2 separate regions of the Homo sapiens genome follow, and region 2 is linked to region 1. Evidence: read pairs that join two places in POLR2A ChIA-PET (ENCODE). Cell type or tissue: GM12878. All regions are shown on one strand.

Region 1 (8,000 bases):
TAATTGCTATTAAAGTTCTTATTTTAAGTCTATTTAAGTTTTATATTTCTTCTTGAGTCCATTTGATAATTTGACTCTTTGTAGGAATTTGTCCATTTCATGTAAATTATTGCATTTGTCATCATAAAGTTGTCCAAAGTATTCCTTTATAATCCATTTAATTTCTTAAGTTGGCAGCAATTTCCTTTTTATTTTACTTTTTTTGTAGAGACAGGGTCTCACTATGTTGTCCAGGCTGGTTTCAAACTCCTAGGCTCAAGTGATCCTCCTGCCTTGGCCTCCCAAAGTGCTGGTATTGCATGTGTGAGGCACCGTGCCTGGCCTGTGATTTCCTTCTGATTTTGCTAATTTTTGTCCTATATTTTTTGTAATTCTAACTATAGGTCTGTCAGTTTTATTGACCTTTTCAGAGAAACTTTTTGATTTTGTTGATTTTCCTCTAGTTTTCTATTCCAGTGACTTTTACTTTAATCTTTATTATTTCCTTTCTTCTTCCTTGCCTTTTATAGTTTTTAAAGGTGTTAATCTATTGATTTGAGACTACTGTCTTCTAATGTAGGTGTTTAAAGATATAAATTGACCTCTAGGCACTAACCCTTAGCTGCATCCAGTGACATTTGATTTGTTTTAATTTTTCTGTAGTTAAAAATATTTTCTAATTTCTCTTGAGATGTCTTTTTTGACTCATGGGTTACTGTAATATGTATTGTTTAATTTCCAAATATTAGTGGGTTTCTCAAGTTTCTTTCTGTTGGTTCCTGCTTTAATTGTGTTGTGTCTGGAGAAAACATTTATTATGTCTTTAGTTTTTAAAAATTCATTAGGACTTTTTAAAAATGGGTAGCATATGTTCTCCTGTGTGTGCTTCAAAAGAATACGTATTCTGTTGTTTTATGGAGTGTTCTGTTGATGTCATGTCAAGGTCATTGTTATTGTTGTCTTCTGTATTCTTGCTGATTTTTTGTCTACTTGTGCTATCCGTTATTGAGAGTGGGATACTGAGGCCTTACACTATTATTGTTAAATAGTCCTACCTTTCAAGTTCTGTTAGTTTTTGTTTCATGCATTTTTTTCTCTGTTGTTAGGTACATATATGTTTGTCATTGTCATATCTTCTGATTAATTGAAGCTTTTATTATTACAAAATGTCCCTTTTTTCTCTAGTAACATTTTAATTTTAAAGCCTATGTCAGTTTTGTCTGATATGATTATGACCACTCCACCTTGGTTATGGTTATGCTTATGTGGTATCTCTTTTTTCATCCTTTTTAGCATTTGTATCTTGTGGGCAGCATGTGGTTGAATTTTGTTTTTAAAAAGTCTATTTTGCCAGCCTGTCTTTTTATTGAAATGTGTGTTAATTCATGTAATTGTTGATATGGCTCATTTACATATCAATAGCTCATGCCATTTTGTTAGTCATTTTTTATATGTCATGTCTTTTTTGTTCCTCTGTTCCTCCTTGGTTACCTTTTTTTGTGTATGTTAAATAAATCTTTTAGTATAAACTTTGAATTCCTTTACAAAAAGAAACTGTACTTTTTTTTTTTTTAAACCCACAAATTTATTTCTTACATTTGTGGAAACTGGGAAGTCAAGGTTAGCAGCTGATTTGGTTCCTGCCGAGGGCTCTCTTCCTGGGCTGCAGATGGCCTCCTGTGTCCTCACATAGTAGAAGAGAGCTTTACTCTTTTTTATGAGTTATTTTATAGTGGTTGCTCTAGAGTTTATAGGATGCATTGTAACATTATAACCTGCGTCAGAATAATACTAACTTAATTCTGGCAGACTTTGCTTCAGCATAGCTCTAGTCTCTTTTTCCTTTGTCCTATTATTGTAATATATTTTATAACAGTACAGGTTTATTATTTATAACTATATGGGTTCATTATTTTTCCATGCAATTATCTTTTAAGTAAGAGAAGAAAACTTAAAAAGAGTATTTTTTCTATTTTTTACATTTGCCTACATAATTACTTTTACTGGTACTTTAATTTTTTATGTGGATTCAAGTTACCATCTGGTGGTGTTTCCTTTCAGCCTGAAGTACTTGCTTTAGCATATCTTGTAAAAAAAATTTTGGTGGCAACAAATTCTCTTTGTCTATCTGGGAAGATCTTTATTTTTGTCCTCTTTTTTGAAGGATAGTTTTACTGGATTTAGAATTCTTGTTTGACAGTAGAGTATGTTATACCACTTAATTCTGGCCTTCATTGTTTCTTTTGAGAAGTCAGCTGCTAATTTTACTGGGGTTCCCCTGTGCATGATAAGTCCATTTTTCTCTTGCTGCTTTCAAGATTTTGATGTGTATCGGTGTGGATATTTTAATGTTTATTCTACTTGGATTTTATTGAGATACTTGGATATACAGATTTATACTTCTTACTAAATTTGGAATGTTTTCAGACATTAAAAACTTCTATGACTCTTCAAAAGATGTCAAAACTTGTATGGCCCTCACTATTCTTTTCTTCTGGGATTCCCATTATGCATATGTTGGTATTGATTGTAACCCACAGATTTCCTACTTGGTTCATTTTTCATTCTCACTTCTGTTCTTCAGATTGTGTAATTTGTATTGATTTATCTTTGAGTTCACTGATTCTTCCTTCTGCATTCAAGTTTGCTGTTGTCCCTCTAATGAAGCTTTCACTTTAGTTACTTTTCAACTCCAGAATTTCCATTTTTTAAAAAATGTTGATCTCTTTATTAAGTGTTCTCTGATTAGTCATTGTTTTCATGCTTTGATTAAACACGGTTTTCTTTTGTTCTTTGAAGATGTATTTTTATTGGCTGCTTTGAAGTCTGTCTGTTAAGTCCAACATTTGGGAACCCTTGGAAATAGCTTCTGTTTATACTGAGTATTTTTTTTTTTATACTAGATAAGCCATACTTTCCTGTTTAAAACTGGACATTTTAAATAATACATTGTAACAGCATTTATTTCTGATACTCTCCTGCCAGGGGTTATTGTCCCTTTTTTTGTTTGTTTTATGACTTGGCCAAGATTAATAATGAGTTTTTCTCTACAGCGTGTGGCCTCTGATGTCTCTCCTCAGTTATGTTTGACTACTTATGGGTCACCTTGGATCAATATATCTTAGTGATCAGCTGGTGACTGGTCAGAGATTGTACTTAGGCATCTTGTTTTGGTAAGACTTTCATCCTTTGTCAAAGTCTCTGTTTTGTTTGAGGAACACACTGAAAATTTATGCAGTTTACGAGTCTTCCCTGGGGGTATGTATATAGTTAGAGCCTTCTCTGGTCTCTCAGCATGTTCATACCCTAATATGCCCATTACCTTTCAAAATGTAAGCTTATCAAGGACTATGATTGTCTCACTTCCTGATTGTTTCTGTTAAATCTCCAGGCAGAAAATTTTTTTCTTCTGATCTCTTTTTTGGCCCAGCTATAGTATTTCAGCTTCAGGTCATCTATGATGTATGTGGACCTCTCCTATGTTTGGCACTGAAATTGCTATATTTAACAAAGCCCCTGGGCGTTGGGTTTTTCCACGTTGTTTCAGATTGAGTCAGCTCCCTACAGTATAAATGCTTCTGGTTTTACAAGCTGTCCCACCCTGTTAGAACTATTGTCTGAAGGAGCTGGGGTGAGGGAGAGTGGTCACAATGCCACATACTGTCATCATTTTTACCCAACTTTCAGTAGTTTTCTTGAATAAACACTTCTCCATTTGTCCTATGTTTTGGTCAATACTCAGAGGTGAAAAGTAGTTGTTTTTGATAATTTTGTCTAATTTTTTTAAAAGTCTGTTTTTTAAGAGCAATTTTAGATTCACAGCAGTACTGAGCAGAAGGTACAGAGATTTTCCATATATCCCATGCTCCCACACCTGCATAGCCTCCCCTATCATCAACATCCCCACCAGAGTGATACATTTGTTACAATAGTTGAATATCCATTGCCACAGTAGTTGAATATCCATTGCCACATCATCACCCGAAGTTGATAGTTTGTATTAGAATTCACTCTTGGTGGACATTCAGTTGCTTTGGATAAATATATAAGAACACATATCCACCATTATAGTTGCTGAGTAGTCTCACTGCCCTAAAAATCCTCTGTGCTGTGCCTATTCATCCGTCCCTATGCCCCAATACCTGGTAATCACTGATTTTTAAAATTGTCTCCATAGTTTTGCTTTCTCTGGGATGTCATGTAGTCGGAATCACATAATGTTTAGCTTTTTAAGATTGGCTTCGTTCTCCTTTGAGTTTCCATAATGTCTTTTCATGGTTTGATAGATCTGAAAATAATATTCCATTGTCGGGATGTACCGCAGTTCATCCATTCACCTACTGAAGGACATCTTGGTTGCTTTCAAGTTTTGGCAAGTACAAGTAAAACTGCTATAAACATCAGTGTGTGGCTTTTTGTGTGGACATACGTTTTCAGCTTCTTTGGGTAAATACCAAGTGGTATGATTGACAGATCATATGGTAAGACTATGTTTTGTAAGAAACTGCCAAACCGTCTTCCAATCTAGCTGTACTATTTTGCATTCCCACCAGCAATGAATGAAAGTTCCTGTTGCTCCACATTCTAGCCAATATTTGGTGGTGTCACTGTTCTGGATTTTGGCTATTCTAATAGGTGTGTAGTGGTAACTCATTGTCATTTTAATTAGCATTTACCTGATAAAACATGATATGGATCATCTTTTCAGATGCTTATTTGCCATCTGTGTGTCTTCTGGTGAGGTGTCTGTTAAGGACTTTGGCCCCTTTTTTAGTCAGGTTGTTTTCTTATTGTGTTCAATTTAATACTTATTTGTGTATTTCAGATAACAATCCTTTGTCAGAAATGCCTTTTGCAAATATTTTCTCCCAGTCTGTGGTTTGTCTTTATATTCTCTTGACAGTGTCTTTCACACAGCAGAAATTTTAATGAAGTCCAGCTTATCAGTTTATTCTTTCATGAATCATGCCTTTGCTGTCATATCTAAAAGGCCATTGCTAAATCCAAAGTCATCTAGATTTTTCTCCTATATTCTAGAGTTTTGTAGTTTTGCATTTTATATTTAGGTCTGTGACCAGTTTTGAGTTAGTTTTTGTGAAGGGTGTATGGTCTGTGTCTAGATTTGTTTTGCATATGATGTCAGGTTGCTCCAGCACTATTTGTTGCAGACTTTCTGCTCCATTCCATTGCCGTTCCTCCTTTGCCAAAGATCAGTTGACTGTATTTATGTAGCTCTGTTTCTGAGCTGTCTGTTTCATTTCATTGACCTGTTTCTCTCTTATCAATACCATACTGTCTCGATTGCTGTAGCTTTGTAGTAAGTCTTGAAGTCTGAAAATGTCAGTTAACTTTGTTCTCCTCCCATATTGTGTTGGGTATTCTGGGTCTTTTACCTCTCCATGTAAACTTTAGAATCAGTTTATTGGTATCTACAAAATAATTTGCTGGGATTATGAATGGGATTGCATTGAATCTATAGATCAAGTTGGAAAGAACTGATATCTTGACAGTTGAATCTTCCTGTCCATGAACATGGAGTACCTCTCCATTGATTTAGTTCTTTGATTTCATTTGTCAGAGTTTTGTATATAAGTCTTGTACATAACTTATTAGATTTAAACCTAAGTATTTCATTTTGAGGGTGCTACTGTAGATGGTATTGTGTTTATAATTTCAAATTCCACTTGTTCACTGCTGGTGTATAGGGAAGTGATTGACCATTGTAACCTTGCTATAATCACTTATAAGTTTCAGGAGGTTTTCTTTTTTGGTTGATTCTTTCCAGTTTTCTACAAAGATGACTGTCATCTATGTACAAAGACAGTTTGGCTTCCTCCTTCCAAATGTGTATACCTTTTATCTCTTTTTCTGTATTATCAAGGACTTGCAATATGAAGTTGAAAAGGAGTGGTGAGAGGGGATATCCTTGCCTTGTTCCTGATTAGTGGGAAGGCTTCAAGTTTCTCACCATTAAGTATGATGTTAGCGTGGGTTTTTGTAGATTTTTAAAAATTAAATTGAGGAACTTCACCCTATTCCTAGTTTACTGTGAGTTTTTATTATTAGCAGGTGTTGGATTTTGCCAAATGCTTTTTCTTCATCTATTGATGTGATCATGTGATTTTTTTCTTCTTTACCTTGTTGATGTGATAGATTACATTGATTTTCAAATGTTGAACCACCCTTGCATACCTAGAATAAATCTCACTTGGTCATGGTGTATAATATAATCCTTTGCATACATTTTTGGATTCAGTTTAATAATATTTTCTTGAGTTTTGCATCTGTGTTTATTAGCAATATTTGTCTGTAGTTTCTTGTAATGTCTTTGCCTGATTTTCATATGGTAATGCTGAACTCATAGAAGTAGGGAGTACTCCCTGTGCTTCTATCATCTGAAAGAGATAGGAGAGAATTGGTGTATTTTTTTTTTTTCCTTAAATGTTTCATAGAATTCATAAGTGTATCTGTCTGGGCCTGCGCTTTGTGTTTTGGAAAGTTATTAATTATTTAATAGAGATAGTCTTATTCCGATTGTCTGTTTCTTCTCGTGTGAGTTTTGGTAGATTGTGCTCTTCAAGGAATTGGTCCATTTTTTCTAGGAGTACCATATTTGTGTGCATAGACGTGTTCATAGTATTTCTTGGTTATCCTTTTAATCTCCCTGGGATCTGTAATGACATTCTCTTTTTTTATTTCTGAAATCAGCAATTTGTGTCCTCTCTCTTTTTTCTTAGTTAGCTTGTCTTACTGATTTTATTTATCTAAGAACCAGCTTTTGGTTTGGTTGATTTTCTCTACTGATTTTATGTTTTCAATTTCATTGATTTCTGCTTTAAATTTTTATTCTTCTCCTTACTTTGGAATTAATTTCCTCTCCTTTTTCTATTCTTATAAGGTGAAGGCTTAGATGATTAATTTTAGATCTCTCTTTTCTGATATATGCATTCAGTGTTAAAAATTTTCCTTTAAGCACTGTTTTCACTGCATCCCACAAATTTTGATAAGTTGTATTTTTTATTTTTGTTCAAAATATTTTAAAATTTCTTTTGAGACTTTCTTTGATCCATGTGTTACTTAGAAGTGTGTTGTTTAATCTCCAAGTATTTGGGAGATTTTCCAGCTATATTTGTTATTGATTTCTAGTTTAATTCAATTGTGATGTGAGAGCAGACACTGTATAATTGCTATTTTAAATTTGTTAAGGTGTGTTTTATGACCCCAAGTGTGATTTGTCTTGGTTAATGTTCCATATTAGCTTGGAAAAAATTATGTATTCTGCTGTTATTGAATGAAGTAGTCTGTAGATAACCATTATATCAAGTTAGTAAATGGTGTTAATGAGTTCAGCTGTGTCCTTAACTGATCTTTTGACTGCTGGATCTGCCCATTTCTGATAGATGGGTACTGAAGTTTCTAGGTATAATAGTGAATTCATCTGTTTCTCCTTCCAGTTCTGTCAGTTTTTTCTTATGTAGTTTGATGCTCTGTTTTTAGATGCATACACATTAAGGATTGCTATGTCTTCTTGGAAAATTGACCCCTATGTAACTGTAGAATGCTCCTTTTTTTTCCTGATAACTTTCCTTAATCTGAAGTCTGCTCTATCTGAAGTGAATATAATGACTCTCACTTTCTTTTGATTAATGTTAGCATGGTATATCTTTCTCCATCCATTTACTTTCAATTTATATGTGTCTTTAAGGTTTTTGTAGACAGTGTATAGTTGGGTCTTATTTTTTGGTTCATTCTGACAATTTATTTGTCTTTTAATTGGTACTTTTAAACCATTGGCATTTAAAATGATTATTGATATCGTTGGATTGACATCTACCATATTTTTACTGTTTTTATATTTGTTGCCCTTGTTCTTTTTCCTGTTTTTGTCTTCCACTCTTTTTCTGCTGTTTGGGTTTTTTTGTTTGTTTCTTTTCTCTTATCGATCCCTTGCCTGTTAAATACCCCTTTTGATTTTAATTGAGCATTTTTTATGATTCCGTTTTCTCTACTTAGCATATCAG
Region 2 (8,000 bases), 120 kb after region 1:
TAAGGTTTGTTGGCACCTCTTCCACATGTCCTTGCAGGGATCCCTGTGCTGGAGGGATTGAGGTAGGAGAGAGGGAAGCATGGCAGAAAATGATCTTGGGGTCATGTGGAACCCCAAGTAAGGGTGGCCAATTTGTGGGCAAATGTTTGTTCTGTATTTAAGATACATGTGGGCTTAGAAATCACAAAGTGATAAGTGCCTGTGCTGCGTGCCAGCTTTGTCATCCACAGTCCCCTAAGAAGCTCCCCACTGGGTGGAAGGGGACACACAGTTGCAAAATGCTGGCAGGCATGACGTCACCAGAAATGCGGGTCAGAATGGAGAGAATGTGGGGCCAGAAGGGGTCAGGGAAGGCTTCCTGGAGGGGGAGGGCTTGGTCAGAGCACAACAAGGCTCACCGATGCTGTTCTGGGCTTTTCCTTTCTCTACCTCCCTTCATAATAACCAGCTCACTTGGAGCCAATACACACAGGGAACTCGTTATGACAACCTCTGAGGCCGTCCAGGGCCTTTACTCCTCCCACTACCCTCCTCTCCCTGCCCACCACCTGTAGGTAGGTCTCATTTCACCTCTGTCATCCAGATTTAGAAACTGAGGCTAAGAACGTCTCCAGTCTGAGGTCTCAGGTGGGAGAAGGAGTGGCAGGACCCCAATCCAGGACCATCTGCTTTCCAGGCCTGCCTCTCAGCCACCTCAGTTTTCCCACCGTGTGGTTGGAGGCGTTGCTTGGGCCCCCACCTAGAGAAATGGGCGCAGAGCTGGCTCTGCATTTGAAAGGAGTCCCAAGGCCCTGCCCCACACGCGCTAGCTGTGCCACCTTGACGTGTGGGTCCTGTGTCTGGTCTCAGAGCCCTCGTCTGTAAAATGGGTGTGAGAAATGGATAAAATGAAGCAGGCAACGTGCCTTGCACAGGGACTGGCCCAGGATGCGTGTCTAGTAAGTGTCAGTGCCACCATCACTATTGCTGTGATCGATCGCCTGTCACTGCTGGCTCGTCCGGGGTTAGGACATAATCGGAAAATGAGAATTCCAAGTCGGATCAGGAGGAGTGGAAGGAGGAGGCTGTGACTGTGAGCCCAGTGAGCACCTGATTGCAGGGGTCAGATTAGGGCAGAGGCTCACTGTGATCCTGTTGGCCTCCCAAGGTCAGCCTCGCCCCTATGGTGCCAGGCCCATTCTTTCCTGCTCCCCGTTTCCACAGCTCTCTAGGTGTAACCCAGCCCTGGCTCGGAGCGACATGGGCTGTCACTGTGTGACCTTCTGCATGTCTCCCATCCTCTCTGAATACCAGGTTTGTCCTCTGTGCAATGAGAATAACGTCCACCTTGAGGTGGTTTCTGGAGTTCAGATGAAAGAAAGCGTGGCAGGGCTTTGAAAAGGGCTACACTGTATACCCCTGCTATGCAGGAGGACACGGGGTGCTGAGGAGGGAAGTGGTTATGGCGCCCCTCCCTGTCCCTGCTCCTCCCCGGGGTCCCTGCCCCTCCACATCTCAGGAGAGCTCAGATGCTTTGCCAGCCCCGGGAGGGTGGCATTCTGCACCCAGTAGTTTCCATGGTGAAAATCCCAGTTCCTGCCATTTTGCAACCCATCTGACCTAATTTATACTTTATCATTTTTGGCAATTTTGTGACTTGGGTTGGGGAGTGGGCGGTGTTGAGAGCACTGGCTCTGAGTCATCCTCATTCTCCTCCGGCTGAAATTCAAGTCATGATCTACCACATGCACACACGTGTGCACATGGGCAGGCAGGGAGGCCGGGAGGGGAAAGTGGAGAAGCCCCACCATGGCAGGCATTTGTTTTTCTTTCAATCTTTATATTCTTGCTGAATATACGTGTGGAGAGAGTTGTGAATTTTTATCTCTGACCTTTGTAGGCACAAAATCATCCCATTATCATATACCTGTCAGAAGACAGGAGAGAATCAGACCGTATTCTTTGCCTTTTATGTATCAAAAAAAGAAAGAGAAAGTTATTAGCGTTTTTCCAATCCAGGGATTCAAAAAAACCAGCTACTTCTCGGCCAAGCTCCCTGAAGCAGAGGTTGCTCTCTGCTGGCCTCGTCACCTGCTCCTGGCCCAGCCCAGCCAAGCAGCAGGACTCACAGCTCTGGCCCATCCCCTATCTCTGGGCTTCCTCAGAGAGGGTGTCCTACAGTGGTCAGCATGCCCGCGTGGGGACAGGAGCAGCTTCTCTGAACACATGTCCCCAGTTTCTCAATGCCCCTGCAGAGATGGAACCTTCCAGGTGAAAGCTCTCTTTCCCCTCAGAGTGATACTAAGTAGCAATTTAAAAACACCATGACAAGCCCAGAGAAAGAGCAGAAGGCAGGAGAATTCTTTAGTTTTTATTTTTTAGAGACAGGGTCTCGCCCTGTCACCCAGGCTAGGGTGCAGTAGCGTGATCACAGCTCACTGCAGCCTCAAATTCCTGGGCTCAAGTGATCCTCCCACTTCAGCCTCCCATGTAGCTGGGACCACAGGAAATGTGCAGCCATGCCCAGCTAATTTTTGTATTTTTTGTAGAGATGCGGTCTTGCTATGTTGCCCAGGCTAGTCTCGAACTCCTGGGCTCAAGCGATCCTCCAGCCTTGGCCTCCCAAAGTGGTGGGATTACCAGTGTGAGCCACTGGACCCAGCTAGGAAAATACTTATTTCAGTGGCTTTAATGGCATTTCTCCCTTGCTTTTTGAACAAGGGGTCCCACGTTTTCATTCTTCATTGAGTCTCATCTGTGATGCAGCTGTCCCTGAGTGTGGGATCCCAGTGGGCTTTGGCTCAGGGATTTGTGAAAGTGTGGCTCTTGCAATGGGCACGTGGGATAGGAGGGTGGTAATAGAATAATGATCACAGTCATAATAGCTGCCTCTGTTCTTGTTTCCCATGAGCCAGGCACTGTCCTAAGCAAGTCATGTGGGTTATCTCATTTACAAACCTCACCAGGCAGGTTCCTTTATATGCCCATTTGACAGACGAATACATTTACTTCCAGAGTGGTTAAATAGCATGGCTGAGAAGCAGCTGAGCCAGTATTCAGGGCCTGGAATCTCAAATTTCTCATCCGTCAAGTGGACATAAAAATGATATTTGCTTGGGAGGCCGACGTGGGTGGATCACTTGAGGTCAGGAGTTTGAGACCAGCCTGGCCAACACAGTGAAACCTCGTCTCTACTAAAAATACAAAAAAATTAGCTGGGCGTGGTGGCAGCCACCTGTAGTCCCAGCTTCTCAGGTGGCTGAGGCAGGAGAATCGCTTGAACCTGGGAGGCGGAGGTTGCAGTGAGCCAAGATTGTGCCACTGCACTCCAGCCTGGGTGACAGAGCAAGACTCCTTCTCAAAAACAAAAAACAAACAAACAAAAAAACAAAAAATGATATTCATTTTACAGAAGTGCTATGAAAAAGGGCTGAAATATGTTTGCACAGTGTCAGGTACATGGTTAGTGCTCAGGGCGTGTCATCATCGCCAACACCCTCATTATTATCACTGGAATCATTACTGCGGCTGCTACTCTGGCAGCCCATTCATTCCTTCAGGCCACACGAAAGGAGAGTGTGCTAGGTGCCAGGCCCTGTCACGGCACTGAGGACAGAGCAGGAACACAGCACAAGCCCTCCTTGTACAGGTCTGTTTGTACAGGTCTGTCTGTGCTCGCCAGGGATTTACTTCAGCCCTGGTACATGCCCCCAGCTAACGCTTCCACCTTACAGAGGGAAGAGAAATGTTCCTGCAAGCATCCTTCCAGTGCCTGCCAGGCATTCTCCCAGCAACTCTGCCTTGATCCCCAAATCCCAGTCCATTGCTGATCGGCCTCAGACTCTGTCCTGCTTGGTGGGGCCTCTGGCTGTGGTCTGCCCTAGGTGGCCTGGGCTATCCCCGGGTGGGCTGGGGAAGGCCAGAGGGGACTGCTGAGATGATGGACATGTTCTTTGCAGAGCACGCAGCATCAGGGTCTGAATCTGGAGAACCTGGGAGCTGGGACTGGCCTTTAGCACACTCAGACTTGGCAGGTGGATAGAGCAAGAGGAGAAGGTTCTGGGAACCCAGTAAAGGCTGGGGGTGAGGTAGAACTCTCACCTCCAGAGGCACCTCCTCAGAAGGTCTGGGGTGGCCACAGTAAGTCCTGCCCCCTCTCATGCTGCCTGCATCTCCCCTCAATGGGATCCTGTCTTTCCTGCCTCCCCCATAAGCATCCCCAGCCCTGAAGTCCCTGAGGCCTGCAGGCTGGCACATCTCTGCTCACCCACCCCAGCCCAAGCCCTGAGACAGGACTCTGCAGAGCCTTCATGTGGGGCAGCAATCAGCCTCATCTCTGACGGATGTACTTTAGCCTGGAAGCCTCTATGCATCCTGTTTCACAGACAAGCATCTAACCTCAAAAAAGGCAGGGATTTGGGTGATGCTGACGATAAAGTCTAATTTTACCTCAATAATGCAAGTGGCTCTGTAATTCCATATAATTATATTAACTGGAAAAGCGAGGCCCGCCTTCGATAGACAGGACTCGATTATCTTTGCAGGCATGGAGTATGCTCTTTAATTCCCTTTGCCCGGGAAGGTCTGCCTTGCAGCTTTAAATCCAAATAACGACAGCATGCTGTTGGCATTCCTACGACCACTTATTTGTTGAAGCTTTTACATAAATAAAAAGGGGTGCTAAATTGGGAGGGCATGCCCTTAAAGGTGAAGTCTACAGGTCTCAGAGCTGCTGCAGACGACGGGGGCTGAAGGAGCTGCGGGATGTCCGGGGAGTTTCCCTAAGCTGGGCTTTTTCATCATCTGCCTGACATTTTAACTCTCCTTCCTTCTCCTCTCAGTTCCTCTGAACCGTAGAGCCCACATGCAAATACAACAGATAATGGGCGGCTTGGGTAATTTAGGGTGAACAGTAAGTAAATAATGAGAAACTTGCATTTTGTAACATCTGTCATCTTTCTTAAGTTTCATTTATTTTACGCCTCCCCCCCAATTAAAAAAAAAAGACCCCCATAAATACCGCAGCGCCTTTGGTTTAGAGATGGTTTGAATGGGGAGAACAGCTCGAATGCACTGTTTTTTCCTCCAAGTAAGGTACTATAAAACTGTTTATAAAATGAAACTAATGAGATTTGGAGCACACTGTTACCTGATATTAAGCTGTTTTGATGAGTGAGGCAAATTGCTGTGGTTAACAAATGTAAAACCATCACTTTTATTGATACAGGTTTGTGTATGTGTGAAATTAATCAAAGCGTGGGCGATGATGAACAGTTTCTGTAGAATTCTGTCAAAGGTTAAGAGCTAGTTATTTTTAAGAATGACATGAATCTAGCAGAGACAGTGATTGCCTAAATGACCATTGTAATTACCAATTACTTCTTGAAGCAGAGAATATATTCACGGCGTGCAGTCCTCTAAATACAGAAAGGCATTAGCCCATTTACGTACTAATGCACATAATTTAGCTCCTGAAAAGGGCAGATGGGAGCACAATGAAAGATATAATAGATACCGCCTAATATCATTCCCTAAGAATATTGGATTCATCAAAGATGAATATTACTTTATGTCAGATTGTTTTTTATAAACCAGTCAAAATATATTTCATCTCATTTTTGCACGCGGTATCAGGGTGACAATAGCAACATCACCTTTGTCATCAAAATCTGGCCAGCTGTGGGACTAGGCAGACAGGGTGCCTGATGGGGGGCGTTTCAGCCACCCTTTGTAAGCCGGTGTGTAACTCACAGGCAGGATAACTTCCAGGCAGGGGTGATTAATTTTATTTCCTTTGGAGTCGATGTCAGTGGAAGCAAGAGAGACACAGGTTCTCAGACAGGAGGATGGGAGCAGGGAGGTCTGAGTCGACCTCCTTTCGGAAAATGCATCATCTGAAATGTCTTCCGGAAGGCGACCTCCTCCCCAGCCCTGGGTTCCTCTCCTCAGGTGTTGAAAATCCAATATCCAGGTATATGGAGAAGGAGGAGGGAGCCCTTTCTGTCTGCACACTGATCTTAATGCCATATTTGGATTGATATAATGATAGCAGAGATCTTGTTTCCCAATGTTGCAGAATCAATGTAATAACAGTAACAGAAATATTATTTAGTTAGTGCAGTTCTGCTGGCATAATGTAGTCACGCTTTCAGCAAAATGATGGAAAATATAAACATTTAATCAGCCCTTATTCACAAAAAAGCCTAAAAATTAATCATGTTTAAATTCTGTGTCTTCGGGAAGCAATTCAGATGCTAAGCAATTCAGATTTTTTTTAATTTTTATTTTTCTTGCCTTTTTTTTTTTTTTGGATGCGCAGTCACAGATAACCTAGTGCTGCTCTCAATTACAGTCTCCTTGGGAGAGGCTGAACTGCCTGGCGCCTGCCAAGAGATGGTGACTCCAAGCTGTGGATTTGGTCTGCGCCCCTCCGAGTGGGTTTCCAGCATGCGTCTGATTCTCTCCTTCATGTCACCAATCAAGGGCAGGAGGTTACACAATACCCTGTTAAAACAGCCAGCCACCTGCTCCCCGTCCTGCTGAGCCAGGCAGTGGGGCACGCGGGTGTCACAGAGAACGTCAGCGCCGCCTGAATACCTACTACGCGCCGGGCCCTGTGCCAAGCGAGGACTCGGCCCTCCTCTCAATGTTTCCCCAAGGTCATGACCAGGATTGCTTCGTCTTGAGTCCTGAGTCCCTCAGAACATATGGGGGTTAGAAGGAGAAAGGAGAGAAAAGGAGGAGCATCAGAGAGGGAGGATGAAAGCGGGGAGAAAAGAGAAAGAGGGGAGAAGAGTGGAGTACCAGATCCAAGGTCAAGCTTCAGGGCCAGGTGACCTTGAGAATCACTTCCCCTTTCCTGGCTAGGATTCCTGTAACATGTTAACTGGGGATGGTGATTCCTGCCAAATGGCCCACGCTGGGGCTGGGAGAGGCCCCAGGGAGCCAGTGCAGGCAACTGGGCTTCACATGAAACCCCTGCATGGCAGGCCCCTCCTTCTGCTCTGGGCCCAGCTCATAACGTTCTCCTTTGAGGGGATTGTGTGCCTGCCCAGCAAAAACGGGAGCTTCCGTTTCATTCTCTGCTTGTACTGTGTGGCCTTCCCTGTGGGGTGTTTTCTTTTGGTCTTCTCCTTAGACCAGTGGTTCCCAGGCAACTGGGGCCAACTTTACACTTCCATCCTCTGGGACATTTGGCAATGTCTGGAGACACGTTTAGTTGTCATAAGTGGCAGGTGCTCCTGGCATGCAGTGGGTAGAGGCCAGGAATGCTGAACATCTGGCTTAAAATGTCGGCGGTACTGGAGCTGAGAAATGCTCATCTGGTTATGATGGCATGGCCAGCAGGTGCCAGGACTGTGCCCTGACTTTGCTCATCATTCGTCCCCCAGCACCCAGCACACCTCCACCTGGTACACAGCAGTCAGGGAATAAATAACAGTTGAATGAATGAGGGAATGGGGTTCAGAGGGTGCTGGCAGGGCTCCTATTGGGTGAGAAGTCGGTCTCCTGCCTGCCTTGAGACTCCCTGGAAGGGACCTGGACCTGCTGGTCTCTCTTGAGCCAAGCCCATCTCTCTGTTCCCAGCCACATAATGGGCTCCTAACATTCAGTGGGCTCCCAGCACCCCAGCAGCCTCAACTTGCTGGAGGATGGCCGCAGTGCTCTAGACCTGGACTTGGCCTGGCCCGGAGGACACCTGCAGCCTGGGCAGGAACACCTACCCATCCAGGTGCCCTGGGATGCTTGTTCTGCAGGTAATGTCCGGATTAGGCTCGGACCTTTGGACAGACCACTTTCAGTTGGTGGTGGACACCTTCCCCTGGTGGACGCTGGCCGCTTGGCAATGGAAGGAGAAATGCGAATACTTTCCCTGTGGCCCAACCTGGGCAGCCTGTCCCAGGAAGGATGCTAGAGAGGCTCTCTATACCTGTCCAAGACTTTCCCAGCGACCCTACTCCCTTGTGTAGAGCAATGGAAGCCTACTTGGGGGACAGGAGTACCCTTGTTTTCAGACCCTG

What was found. Peaks named below come from ENCODE experiments on the same cell type or tissue, not always from the same donor. Only the 100,000 strongest peaks of a DNase experiment are listed, where the experiment ranks them.
Region 2: POLR2A ChIA-PET joins it to region 1 with 10 read pairs; 1 of 35 experiments calls an interaction of 5 or more read pairs at or near these places.

The regions. Positions count from the first base shown.
Region 1 is chr19:30,026,880-30,034,879 of GRCh38, forward strand. No RefSeq gene overlaps it. Among named protein-coding and RNA genes, the nearest start is that of URI1, 89 kb to the left of the region's middle. RefSeq lists enhancers at 3,424-3,473, 3,539-4,038. In GM12878, no CTCF peak of the experiment used is centred here; a DNase peak (open chromatin) is centred at 3,522; H3K4me3 peaks cover 379 bases; H3K27ac peaks cover 1,591 bases.
Region 2 is chr19:30,149,182-30,157,181 of GRCh38, forward strand. No RefSeq gene overlaps it. Among named protein-coding and RNA genes, the nearest start is that of URI1, 210 kb to the left of the region's middle. RefSeq lists an enhancer at 7,920-8,000. In GM12878, no CTCF peak of the experiment used is centred here; a DNase peak (open chromatin) is centred at 4,810; H3K4me3 peaks cover 759 bases.